2 separate regions of the Homo sapiens genome follow, and region 2 is linked to region 1. The links are chromatin contacts, found by Hi-C or POLR2A ChIA-PET in ENCODE. All regions are on one chromosome and are shown on one strand. The core of a region is the stretch at or near the end of the contact, and the rest is flanking DNA. Distances in the headings are between cores, read along the strand shown.

What was found. Hi-C counts contacts between places; a loop is a spot of excess contacts on that map. ChIA-PET counts read pairs that join two places held with the same protein, here RNA polymerase II (POLR2A). Pooled maps may share reads with other maps.
Region 2: a loop to region 1 is called in a pooled map, with 4 times the contacts of the local background. The contact joins the promoter of NUP107 here to the promoter of DYRK2 in region 1. A Hi-C loop is called at or near these places in 5 of 50 pooled maps. POLR2A ChIA-PET finds 5 or more read pairs at or near these places in 2 of 52 experiments (activated CD4-positive, alpha-beta T cell and activated T-cell).

What each region holds. Positions count from the first base shown.
Region 1 is chr12:67,645,826-67,651,988 of GRCh38, forward strand. DYRK2 (dual specificity tyrosine phosphorylation regulated kinase 2) reads left to right here and starts at 2,920. Exons shown (of 3, transcript NM_006482.3): 1 at 2,920-3,357; 2 at 3,972-4,120. The coding sequence starts at 3,309. RefSeq lists silencers at 2,583-2,692, 2,793-3,092, 3,103-3,762, 3,923-4,312 and an enhancer at 5,393-5,442.
Region 2 is chr12:68,684,485-68,690,647 of GRCh38, forward strand. NUP107 (nucleoporin 107) reads left to right here and starts at 2,494. Exons shown (of 28, transcript NM_020401.4): 1 at 2,494-2,589; 2 at 4,478-4,569; 3 at 5,049-5,135; 4 at 6,147-6,163. The coding sequence starts at 2,582. LOC100507250 (a long non-coding RNA gene) reads right to left here and starts at 2,375. Exons shown (of 3, transcript NR_038930.1): 1 at 2,253-2,375; 2 at 1,379-1,533. It also overlaps the pseudogene RPL7P42.

The DNA.
Region 1 (6,163 bases), core at 1,670-4,169:
GATAAGGGGATTAAATGAGTAAATGTGTTTTGAAACCAGCAATTTTTATGTTCATTTCCAATTTTCCTTGTGATCAGTACTTTGCCCAGTGAAAAATCAACTTTCTTCCTCAAGGCTCTATTCTGAGTTCTCCTGTTTCTCTCTACTCCTGCTAGATCCTGCCTACCTCCTTGTTATCTGAATCTGGATTTTAAACATATAGAACACACAGAGTTTTTACAATGGGTGAAAACCAAAGAGCAGTCTCTTGCTAACTGAATGAAGCTTTTAAGGAGGTTCCTATTTAAAATGAAATCTGCTCTGGTGGAGTTATGAAGATTAAACATGGTAATATTTGTGAAAGTGTTTTATAAAGAGATCAAAATATGTGTAATTATATGAGATAATTGATAATGATGCATTATGATAATAAAATTTGAGGGAAATAACTCCCCAAATTTACCCACTTCACTCTCCCCAAAGCCCCAGGAGTGTGTTTGTACAGCTTTTCTATTTAACATTCACTCAGGGAGATGTCAATATTTAATAGAATATTTAACAGAATGAGGAAAATCTAAGCAATGGTTAATAGTCACTTAGAGGTCAGTAAAAATTAATATAATTTTCAAAGATGTACCATTTATAATCAAAATAGCTATGGGGTAGGTCAACTGCAATATTTCCTTATGTTAAGCCACAAAAAATATACAAAATTGAAATTATATTTGTCATGATATAAAACAATATACTACAAAAAGTTCCCTATTGTCTTTTTCTTTCTTAAAGTTAATGATTGTGATCCTTTGTCAAAAAAAAAAAAAAAAAAGAATCAGTGCTCCTTTTCCTCATGTTAAATGAGTAAATTAATATTACTAATTTGGAAATCGTAAACTATGGCTTCCAGTAACTAGCATTTATTTTATTCATGAGAAAACAGTGGCATATTTAGCTTCTACTGAAGTATTGTACGAATAACTTAAGCAAAAAGGGGTGTCATATTATATTAAAATTGATTTTTTTGTTTCATTTTTTTATTTGAACATCAGTTGTATGGAGTACTCATTTTAAAAAGGAAAATGGTATGAAAATAATTGTTTTGAAAGGAGAAAAAAGAGGTGTGAGCTTTCTTGAAAGTGTAAGGAAAGTAGTGTGATGGAAGTCATAGTGAAATCAGACTGGGAGTCAGAAAACCGGTTCTAGTGTCATCTCTGCTACTTAGTAGCCCTTTTCTTTTAGTCGATTCTAAACACTAAATATGCTTCCGCATGTGGATTTAAATGTGATGGTCGCCAGTGACAAGCATAGGGGGATATTTCTTGCTAGGGTCAGTTCAGGTCATGATTCCTCTAAAGGCATATTATTGGATTATTTTACTGTGGGTCTACTTTATTAGGAGAAGGCCCCGAAAGGGTGTTTTGTTTTGTTTTGTTTTGTTTTGTTTTGTTTGGAGGGACGTAATACTAGGGAAAATTCTTTTTGTCACAGGTTCCCTCTCCCAGTGACCCTAACTTGGAGGCCTCTTTAGGAGTCCCAGAGACTCTGAGAGGGTCACACTGTACCTTGAAACAGTTTTTGGCGTTTGTATAAAGCTGCGGATGCGCTCTGTAGGAGGTTGCTATGACAATTTGCAAACAGTAGAGTGGATGAAACTCCGCAGGAGGTGGCTCCCTTCCGACTGGAGTCTGCACTAGTTCGGGCCTGCACAGTAGGTCCAGCCAGGAGCCAGAGATACTCGGGCGGGGCAGAGCATAATGGACCCCTGGCCCCAAGAGAACTTCAGAAACTAGGCACCTCTCGAGAAGGAAGTGCATGGCATAACTCTGCCCCGTCATCCGGGATTTGTCGGGCTTTCCCACCCCACCTCCTCTCACAGTTGAAGTGGCAAAACCTGTGACCTTTGAACAGAGGCGCACTGTGTGCCACGCACGACGAGGCGCGGATGTGAGACGGGAAAGCAATTTTTTTTTGGTCTTCAAGGAAAAGAGAGGTTGTATATGGCGAATAAAAAAGGCAGGGAAATTCTCCACGTGTCTTGGAAGGGAAGGGGGAAAGAGATGTGTCGGGTGGGGTGAGAGGAATTCGAGGTGTCGCTCCCTCACCGCAGAGCTGAAAGGAAGGTGTGTCTCTCCCAGTGGCCGCGCAGGGGAAAGGCTCGGAGTTGTAAGGAAATAGGAGATGTCTCTGATGTTTATTTTTGCCTAGCAACCCACAGCCAACTGCTTCCCCAGCTGCCGTCCACACGCGCCTCTCTGCCTCCCCTTGTCCTAGCGACTGGCGAGCGGTCACTTGGTGTCAGTAAACCGGGGAGGGTGTGTGGTGGAGGTGGGAGGGCAGCCCCCTCTTTCGCCCCTGCTCAGGGTCAACGAGCTCAGCGGCCGCCCCTCCCGGGACTTGCCTCTCCGAGGTGACCCTCGCACAACTAAGTTATCTACATGATGAATTGGGGAGAGGGGAGTGGCTAAGTCGCTGGGACCAAGAATGGGGGGACGGGGAAGCAGTACTGTCTGTGAGCAGCCATTCAGTTCGAAGAGCTGAAAATGCATTTATGTTTAGGGGTGCGCATGGCAGGGGAGGGGTCTCTGCGGCGCTTTCGGCCGGAGGGCAGCAGCGGTAGGTTGAGCTGTAGGGCAGAGAAGGGGCGCCGCGGGGCCGGGGAGGGGAAAAGGTCGCCGGAGTGGAGCCGAGGGAAGCAGTGCAGATGGCCGGAGGGGGCGGAGGAGGGCGAGCGGAGGCCGCCGAGTTTTCCGGGGAGCGGAGGGGCGGCTGCGCGCAAACCGGGGGACTGAGAGGAGCCGGGCGGGAGGTTGGGTGGGGGTGGGGTGTGCGTGGCCGCGGCCGGGGGAGCCGGGGGCGGGGCCTGCGGCGGCGGAGGAGGGCGGCGGAGGGCGGCGGGGGCGGGGCCGCGCGCCGGCGCCTGTGTGTGAGTGCGCGGGGGCGCGCGCGCGCGGGCCCGGGAGAGGCTCCCGAGCCAGGCGGTCTTCGGTCCTCGCAGCGCTTCCAGCTCCCCGCGCCCCTATGTGAGGGAGACGGGGAGGCCCGCGGCGCGCAGGGGAGGGCGAGGCATGTGCACGGGCCGGAGGGTGCTGCAGCCGCCCGAGGAAGAGGAGGACGGCGGCGAGGAGGAGAGCGGGGGGCTCGCGGCGGCGGGCCCCGGCCGAGGGGATGCAGTGGACTGTGTGTGTCTGGCTGTAGCAGACGCGAGGCGGCGACGAGGCGCCGGGGACCCGCGCGAGGGGCGGCCGGGAGGCGGCGGCGGCGGCCGCCAGAAGTAGCAGCAGGACCGGCGGCGGCGACGGCAGCCCTGAAATGCATTTTCCTCTCCAGCGGCCATGTTAACCAGGAAACCTTCGGCCGCCGCTCCCGCCGCCTACCCGACCGGTAAGGAGGCCGTGCCGCCGCGCCGCATCCCCGGACCCCCGCCGGCCCTGGGCAGCCCCTGTGGCGCGGGCGGCCGCTGCCTGCGGGACCTCGAACAAAGTCGGCGGCGCGGCGCGGGGGAGCCCCCGGGCGGACGACGCGCCCCGGGCTCCATGCAGGGTTGTGCGCGGCCCCGAAGGCCCCTCCGCGGGGAGCCCTCGGCCCGAAGAGGCTTCTGCCTGCCGGGGGCCCGGGCGGGGACCGTCCAGGCCTGCCGCCCCGCCCTGCGCTGCCCGGGGCTTGGCGTGGCCGTGGCTCCCTGCTCAGCTGTCCAAACCCACCTCCCGGCTGCTGGCCGTCTGCAACGTGGGCCGCCTAGCCCCGGCGCGGCCCGGCTCCCCCGCCGGGTCGCGAACTCGCGCGCCAGGGCCCCACTTAACTTTGCAGCTGCCCGCGCCCCGCCCGTGGGTGTGCGCTGGGGAGCCGTGACCCGAACGCCCGTTTTTACTGCCCCGGTCTCTTCCTCCGTCTTTCTTTGGAAGAGGGTTGTCGCTGCCCAGCGGGGTTGGAGGGGGGGTCTGGGTGACTTTCTCCCCCCTGACCCTCTTTTGTCTCCTCCCGCACGTGGCTTCCAGGCCGAGGTGGGGACAGCGCCGTTCGTCAGCTTCAGGCTTCCCCGGGGCTCGGTGCAGGGGCCACCCGGAGCGGAGTGGGGACTGGCCCGCCCTCCCCCATCGCCCTGCCGCCTCTCCGGGCCAGCAACGCTGCCGCCGCAGCCCACACGGTGAGACCCAGCCCGCGGGCGGCCCGGGCGGTGGGGGCGGGAGGGGCCCCAGGCCGAAGCACCCGGACTTGGAGGGGTCTGACGCCGGGAGAAGAGGGGTCGAGATACAAGCAGCCCCACGCCTCGGGCCGATGGTCTCTCGTCGACGCCGCCCTGGTTAAGTTGGGCGAGCCCAAAGCTGCAGCCACAAAGGAAGATTCGTGGCGTGGGCCCCTTACTTCCCCTCCAGAGCTCGCCCACCCATGACCTCCTCTTCCTAGGAACTTCCTCCTTGCTGCTTTCCTTCTTTCCTCATTTTTCGTCCTTGCATCCCAGAGTTCCCTTCCCTGACCCGGTAAACATCTCTGTCCTTCCCCCACCTCCCCGTGGGTAGTGGGTATTTATAGAAACAGATACGTGTTAGGGGACAGCCAGACCGGCCTGCCCGGAAAATCGATCCCCCAAAGAGCCTCCCAGGCCTGGCTCCAGCCAGCAGGGAGCATCGCCAATTGTCCCCCGCGTGTGTAAGCATGTTTTATGAGTGCTACAGGTTTGAGCACAGCAGAAATTGTAATCAACATTAACAAAAATAAGGGCCGCCGCAGCAGTCAAAACAAGCCACCCCTGTAGGATTCTGCAGTTGGACATTATTCAAAAGGAAAGGGCAAGCGTTGCTTTGGAGGTGGGAAAGAAAAAGCACCTAACAGGTGCTGTGGTCTCTGGGAGGGGAGAGGCCAGCGTGGGACTGGTTGCTGGTGGCTGCGGAGACTGGCAAGCTGGATTCGACTAAAGCATGTACCTTTTCTCAGCTCCCAGGGATCACCCTTGGATGGTGATGGCCAGCCTGGAGGAGGTCTGCACTTGGAGGAGGTGATGGTTTGGAGGTCTTTTTTTCCCAATTGGATTTTCCACAGGAACAGCCTAAGATGGTTCTGTGTGAGGGAGGCTTGCTAGGGATTGGTTTTATTTGCTAAGTGAAAGTTGAGTTCTTGAAGAAAAGGCCATCTCCGGTCTACAGGGGAGTAGCTCTGGGGACATATGTTATGGGGAAACTTGTTTGTCAGAGAACTGTGAGGGGATGTCTAGACTGTAGTTGCACCTGTTAGACTTGGAGAGATGTGTGCAAGTTTCGTAGGAAAATGTTTTGTTGCTGTTACTATCTTCCCCCTCCCTCTGTCTGTCTCTCTATCCTGACACATCTGGTCCCAGGGGCTGGGAATTCATTGCACAGAGGTTAACTAACCTGTGTTGGACTGTGGATGGTATAGTAGGATGGATGATTCTGTATATTACTGTTAAGTGTTCTTGTCACAGTGATATTTAAGGGACTGCCATTGATTTTAGGGGTTTGGATTTTTTTGTTTGGGATCATCTGACAATTTGGAAAATATAATACCCAGTTTTTTGCTATGTGTTGATGTAATCACATGACATGGTGTGAGCTGGAAAAAGAACTATTTGGTTTGCATGTGGATTCCAATTTTGTAAGGATGGGCTTTGCTTGATCAGAGCCTCTTTGCAATTGAAATACATGTAATGAAAGTAGATGAAACGACAAGTCTCCACTGGAGGGAGAGCCTGTGGTGCACCAGAAAAGGAAGGATGCGAATGTGCTTCTCAGTACTCCTCATAATGGAGGCCTGTATTTTGCTGTGGCATATGCCAGATTTACTTGTTTTTAACGTGTGTGTAAACTTCGGTATGCTGTTAATTATTAGATGCTTGACTTTGAAGGTGTGAATTTGGGTTTCGATGGTGGTTTAGTTTTGATTTTATTTCTATAACATAGCAGATTTCATAGTACAGGAAAGGTTACAAGGACCACAGAGTTTATCTGGTTCTATTCTTTCAATTTATAGATGAGGAAACAGACTCAGACAAGGTAACTGGTTTCATCAAGATTCCCCAGCCAGTTCATATCAAGGCCAGAGTGAAAGCCTACATCCTCCTGCATCTAGTTTTAATATACTGATGGAGACTGCTAATTCTAGGAAATTGTACTAGCCTCATTATAAATGCAAGAACCTTTGTAGATCCATATTCCCATATGTCTGTCAGATTTTT
Region 2 (6,163 bases), core at 1,244-3,743, 1.0 Mb after region 1:
ATAATAAGGTATGAAGAGGCCTTCCGGGGAACTATGCTTCCCAGAATTACAGCAGAACATAAATGCCTAAGGCAAAACTTCCACTGATTTCCTCTTTCCCAGCTGAAACCATGGAGGGTATTGAAGACAAGAAAAAGAAGATTCCTGCTGTGCCAGAAACCCTTTAAAAATGTGAGGGAAGGCTGGGCACTGTGGTTCATGCCTGTAATCCCAGCACTTTGGGAGGCCGAGGCGGGTGGATCATGAGGTCAGGAGTTCGAGACCAGCCTGGCCAGCATGGTGAAACCCCGCCTCTACTAAAAATACAAAAATTAGCTGGGCATGGTGGTGCACGCCTGTAATCCCAGCTACTTGGGAGGCTGATGTACAAGAATCGCTTGAACCGGGGAGGCAGAGGTTTCAGTGAGCCAAGATTGCATCACTGCACTCCAGCCTGGGCAAAAGGGCAAGACTCTGTCTCAAAAAATAAAAATAAAACACATGAAGGAATTTCACAGAGCTAAAGGTCAAGTGCCTGAGAAAGAAGTTTGCCCATAAAATGCTTTGAAAAGAAAGGAGAAGGCCAGGCGCAGTGGCTCACGCCTGTAATCCCAGCACTTTGGGAGGCTGAGGCAGGTGAATCACCTGAGGTCAGGAGTTCAAGACCAGCCTGGACAACATGGTGAAACCCCATCTCTACCAAAAACGCAAAAATTAGCCGGGTGTGGTGGCAGACACCTGTAATCCCAGCTACTCAGGAGGCTGAGGCAGGAGAATCGCTTGAACCCAGGAGGCAGAGGTTGCAGTGAGCCGAGATGGCACCACTGCACTCCAGCCTGGGCAATGGAATGAGACTCCATCTCGAAAAAAAAGAAAAAGAAAAGCAAGGAGAAAGCTACATCTATGAAAAAGCTAGGCACTGTCAGATGTGGTGGCTAACCCCTGTAATCCCAGCACTTTGGGAGACCCAGGTAAGAGGATGGCTTGAGCCCAAGAGTTTGAGACCAGCCTGGGCAACAACATAAGACCCCATTTCTCCAAAATATTTTTAAAAAACGGGGGAGGAGAGGAGGTCAGGCATGGTGGTGCGTGCCTGTGGTCCCAGCAACCTCAGGTACTAGGGAGGCTGAGGTAGGAGGATTGCTGGAGCCCAGGAGGTCAAGGCTGCAGTGAGCCGTGACTGTGCCACTGCACGTAAGCCGGGACAATAGGACAAGATCCTGTCTCAAAAAAAAAAAAAACAAAGAAAGAAGGAAGGAAGGAAACATAATTTAAAAAATCAAGTCCAAAAAAAAGCAAGCAAGAAGTAAAAAAAAAAAGCTCAGCACTGTCACAAGAAATATATGGCAAGAAAAGCTGGCAATTTCTATATACCTGTGAAACCCAAATTGTCACTTGCCTTAAGGATCAAATGTATCAATGGTGTGAGCCCAAAACTCTGTTGCAACTTCTTCACTTTCCCCAGATCTTCAATGGCAGCTTTGTTAAACTCAACAAGGCTTCAGTTAACACGCTGAGGATTGTGGAACCATATATCACATGGAGTACCTGAACCTGAAATCAGTAAATGAACTGATCTACAAATTGGTTATGGCAAAATCAATAAACAAATTACCTTAACAGATAACGCTTTGATTGCTAGATTTCCTGATAAATATGGCATCATCTGACTGGAGAATCTGATTCATGAGATCTATGCTGTTGAAAAACTCAAGTTCCTGTGATCCTTCAAATTATCTTCTCCACGAGGGAGAATGAAGGACTACCTATTTTGTATTAATAAAAGGTATAAATGCCAGCAACAGAAAAGACTATATCAACAGGCTTATTAAACGGATAAACTGAAGCATCTAACATTATTTTTGTAATCTGGTCAGTTAATAGCCAGTCACTACTTTCAAACTGGAAAAAACAAAAACCAAAACAAAAATGTGACTGACTCCTTCAAGACCAAAATACACCACTTTTTGCCTAGACGGCACTTTGAAATAGAGGGCAATACCATCATATTTCACGCTTGCCTTTCTACTTTTTAATACAGGTGAACTTTTTCTCCTTAATAGGAAAGAACACCAAGTAAAGAACAAATAGCAGTTATGGAAAATAGTTGCAAAAACTGCAGGGGGCTACAGAACAAAGGACTGAGTGTAGGCAGAGAGATAGAGATCCCCGAGGTGTGGGGCAGAGCCCACGCATCTGAATTCCAAGAACAGGCGCTTTCTGACAGAGAATACCAGGAAATGACTTCACATTTTTCCAGACTATCAACATACTTCATTCTTCCCAGTAGGAGAACCCAGGGCCTGTTCCACGCCCACAGACTTTGGTCAGGCAAAGCGGCCGCAGGGCGTCTGGGCTAAACGCAACCAGGAACACATTGGCAAACTTTTGCGCCTGCGCCCACCGGGCGTGCACCTGTAGGCTGAAGTCGCGCATGCGCTAGATGGGAACGTTGTTTCTTCTCCCCTACCCCTTTTCTGTGGGTCTGTTTTAGGGACAGACTGCTTCCGGGTCGAAGGGCTTGCTTCCGGAGAGCGGGAAGGCTAAAACGCGGTAGCTAAACTGCAGCCAACTTTGGTTGTGTGTGGAAAAGGCTTTAGCCATGGACAGGTCAGTACTGATGGTGGCAGCTGAGCCCGAAGTCTTGCCCGTCTCGCCTGTTGGCGAAACGAAATAGGTGAAACTAGACTCCCAGAAGAAGCCAAGGAGGTCCCGGGTGCTTCCCCTAAGGCTCCTTCCCCATGCCGGGAAATTTGGCCACAAATGGGGAAAAAGCCGCTTGGCGTGCGTCGGGGTGGGGTACAGATCATAATAGTCCCTTACTTTCCCACTACGTTCTGCGATCTATTCGGCGCTTTGGGGCAGCAACACTGTTCGCTCCTGGGGTGGGCGGGGTAGGTAGCGCGGCGTTCGAAATGCTAAGTGACCAGCCTGAGATCACAAAGCCAGTCAGTGAAGATACTGGGATCTCAGCCCAGACTTTCTGATTACAAGTGCCAGCATCAGATTCTGAGTTCCCTCTATGATCTGGGTACTGTGCTAGCCGCCTACAACAAAGATCAGTTATTCAAGATCCTTCCCCTCGGGGAATTAGTTGTGTAATGGAGACAACCAAGCAGTGTAAAGTGGTAAGTGTTTGGGGGCGATTAAGTCTCCTTGTCACTGTAACTATCAGGAAGACCCCTCAAAGAAGGTAACTTTCTAGCTGGTCTTTGAATAATAAGAGTACATTATTCGTACTCCAAACATTGAGTACCTACTATGTGACTGCCATTGTTCTAAAGGCGTTGAATATATATTATTAGCTTATTTAATCTTCAGAACAAGAAAAATCCTATGAGATGGGTACTGTTATCCTTTTTTCATATATAACACTGAGACTAAAAGAGGTTAAGGAACTTGCTGAAAGTTCGGAAGCTAATAAATACAAGAACCAAATTGCCAACCTGCATCTGTGTGTCTCCAGCCTACCTGAGGCTCTTTGAGGAGTAAGTAGTTGTTGACCAGGTGCTCAAGGGGGCAAATGTAGGTCTTTGTAAAAGAAGCATATTCAGAGGTGCTAGGATATGAAAAAAAAGTACGTGTAGCTCAGTGGTCACATGCAGTATACGTTTAAAGTGATGTTTGTGGCTGAATAGAAGACTGAACCCCTAAACTGGGGTCACATTGTAAATATCATTTTAGGAAATTTTTACTTCTATAGACCAGAGAGCTATCTGAAGGTTTTTTTTTTTGTTTTTAATTTTAATTGTTAAACGTTTAAAATTGTTTCTATGTGGTTGTTTCCCATACTTTCCTGCTGAAGGAATATCTGAAGGTTTTAAGTGGAGGAAAAGCATATTAGATTCTTGTCTTAAACACAGGCCTTTTAGTCCGCACAATTTAGTTTCTAGACCTTTGAGTGAAACTGACAGGGAGTGTTGTGATGGGACAGGAGACCTCCTGGGTTGAAATAACTTGAAGGGTCATTTTGCTCCAATTTACCACAATTCTTTTACTTACCCTTCTATCTCACAAGCTCTGTTTGTTGTTGTTGTTGCAAGCTCTGTTTGTTGTTGTTGTTGTTTGTTTGTTTTTTAATAGTACCCATGGTTTAAAGCATTTTGGAGACTGCAGAAAATCTTTTAAGAGAGAATTCCTGCAGTTAGGTAACTCCTCAATCCAACAAGGGAAATAAGATTCACTTTCATGAAGCAATTATCTAAAACAGTGTTATAATATAGATTCCAAGTGTTGAAATAATTCCTTAGGAGAAAATAACATAGTGAGTACTAGAAAGTCAGAGAAGTCTTTGTGCAGGTAAGATTTGAGTAAGGCTTTGAAGAATAAGCAGGATTTGGAGCCAGGAGTGCGTTCTCAACAAAAGATCTAAGACTTGGCTACTAGAATGACTATACCTTAACTTACTCAGGGTCCTTTACTCCAACTGTGATGATAAAATTCTTTATAAATGCTATATTCTCGTTTCACTTATATAAGCTTGATTATACTACTTTAGGAGTGGCTTTGGAGAGATATCATCCCCTGTAATCCGGGAGGCAGAGGTGACACGGACTGCACGGAAACAGAGTGCTCAGAAAAGAGTTTTACGTATCCTTTGCGATTTAAGCATCATTATAAAAATTGTAACATGTTTGGAATCAGTGTTGTAGAATTTTCTTTTTATAAGAGTATTAAATGGTAGCTATAATAAAATCCTGTAGAAACTTTTTTTCACTCCACAGAGCTGTCATTTGGTAAATATAATGCAAAAATTTAATGAGATCGTATTTCCCTAAAAATAAAGATATTTCTTACTGCTGACAGCTTCTGCTGAGATTAGATTTCTTTTTATTATTTGAAAACTGACTAAAAACATTTAGTTCAGTGTGTAGTTATCTAAGACTGACATCTGATCATTTAAATGGCAGAAGCAATGAATTATTTACCCTTTGCATTGAAAAATGGTAGCCCTAAAATACTTGTTCTTGAAAAATGTATTCACATAATTTGTATAGTAAAAAGATGGTTAATTCTCATTTTAGTGATCTCTTTTCTACATGGAAAACTTTTCTTAACTCGTTGTACAGTTCAGGCATCTCAAGATGAAAATTTTGGTAATACTACACCAAGAAACCAGGTTATCCCTCGAACTCCTAGCTCATTTCGACAGCCTTGTAAGATTTTTTGCTTTTAAAGCATTTAATAATAACGGTAATTATAATAGCAACTAACATTTATTGTAACATAATTAGTATAGTATTTGGTTACGATATCAATAAGCACTAATAATAATGATTGCAGTTATTATTCGTTTGAACTCTTGCCATGTACAAGGTACTGTACTTTCCATAAACACACGGTAACTATGACATGGGTATTGTTGGCCCTGTTTTACCAAAACTGAAAGTGAGACTTAGAGAAGTTAACTAATATATACAATAAGTATGTAAATAGGCTGGATGCAGTGGCCCATGCCTATAATCTCAACACTTTGGGAGGCCAAGGTGGGTGGATCACTTAAGGCCAGGAGTTCAAGACTAGCTTGGCCAACATGGCAAAACCCTATCTCTACTAAAAATACAAAAATTAGCTGGCGTGGTGGCACATGCCTGTAATCCCAGCTACTCCGGAGGGTGAGGCAGGAGAATTGCTTGAACCCGGAAGGCAGAGGTTGCAGTGAGCTGAGATTGTGCCACTGTACTCCAGCTGGGGCGACAGAGCAAAAAAAAAAAAAATCCCAGTTCCATTATTTACATACTCTTTTTTTGTTCTGAGACAGAAAAAAAAGAGTATGTAAATAATGGAACTGGGATTCAAACAATGATCTGTTTACTCCAAAGTTTATGCCCACTACACTGCACTGCCTCAGTATGCCTTATAAAATTAAAATATGAAGAATCCGTTGACTGATTAGTGTCTTTAACTGCTCAGTTATTCTATAATGAAAGCATCTGTAATTGCAGTAAAATGTTTCCTGTTAGGCTCAGTAGTACCTACAGCTCAAATTTAGAAAAATAAGTTAAATCCTTGTATCATGGAAATGTTAACATTTAAAGTATTTATTTGGTTAGAGTCTAAATAATGGAAAACTGAAAAATTTATTCTTCATTGTTTGTTTGCTTACTTTGTTTTGATAATGAATGCTCACGCACTTTAGGTTCTTTCTACCAACCTTTTGTTTATAGTTACCCCAACAAGCCGA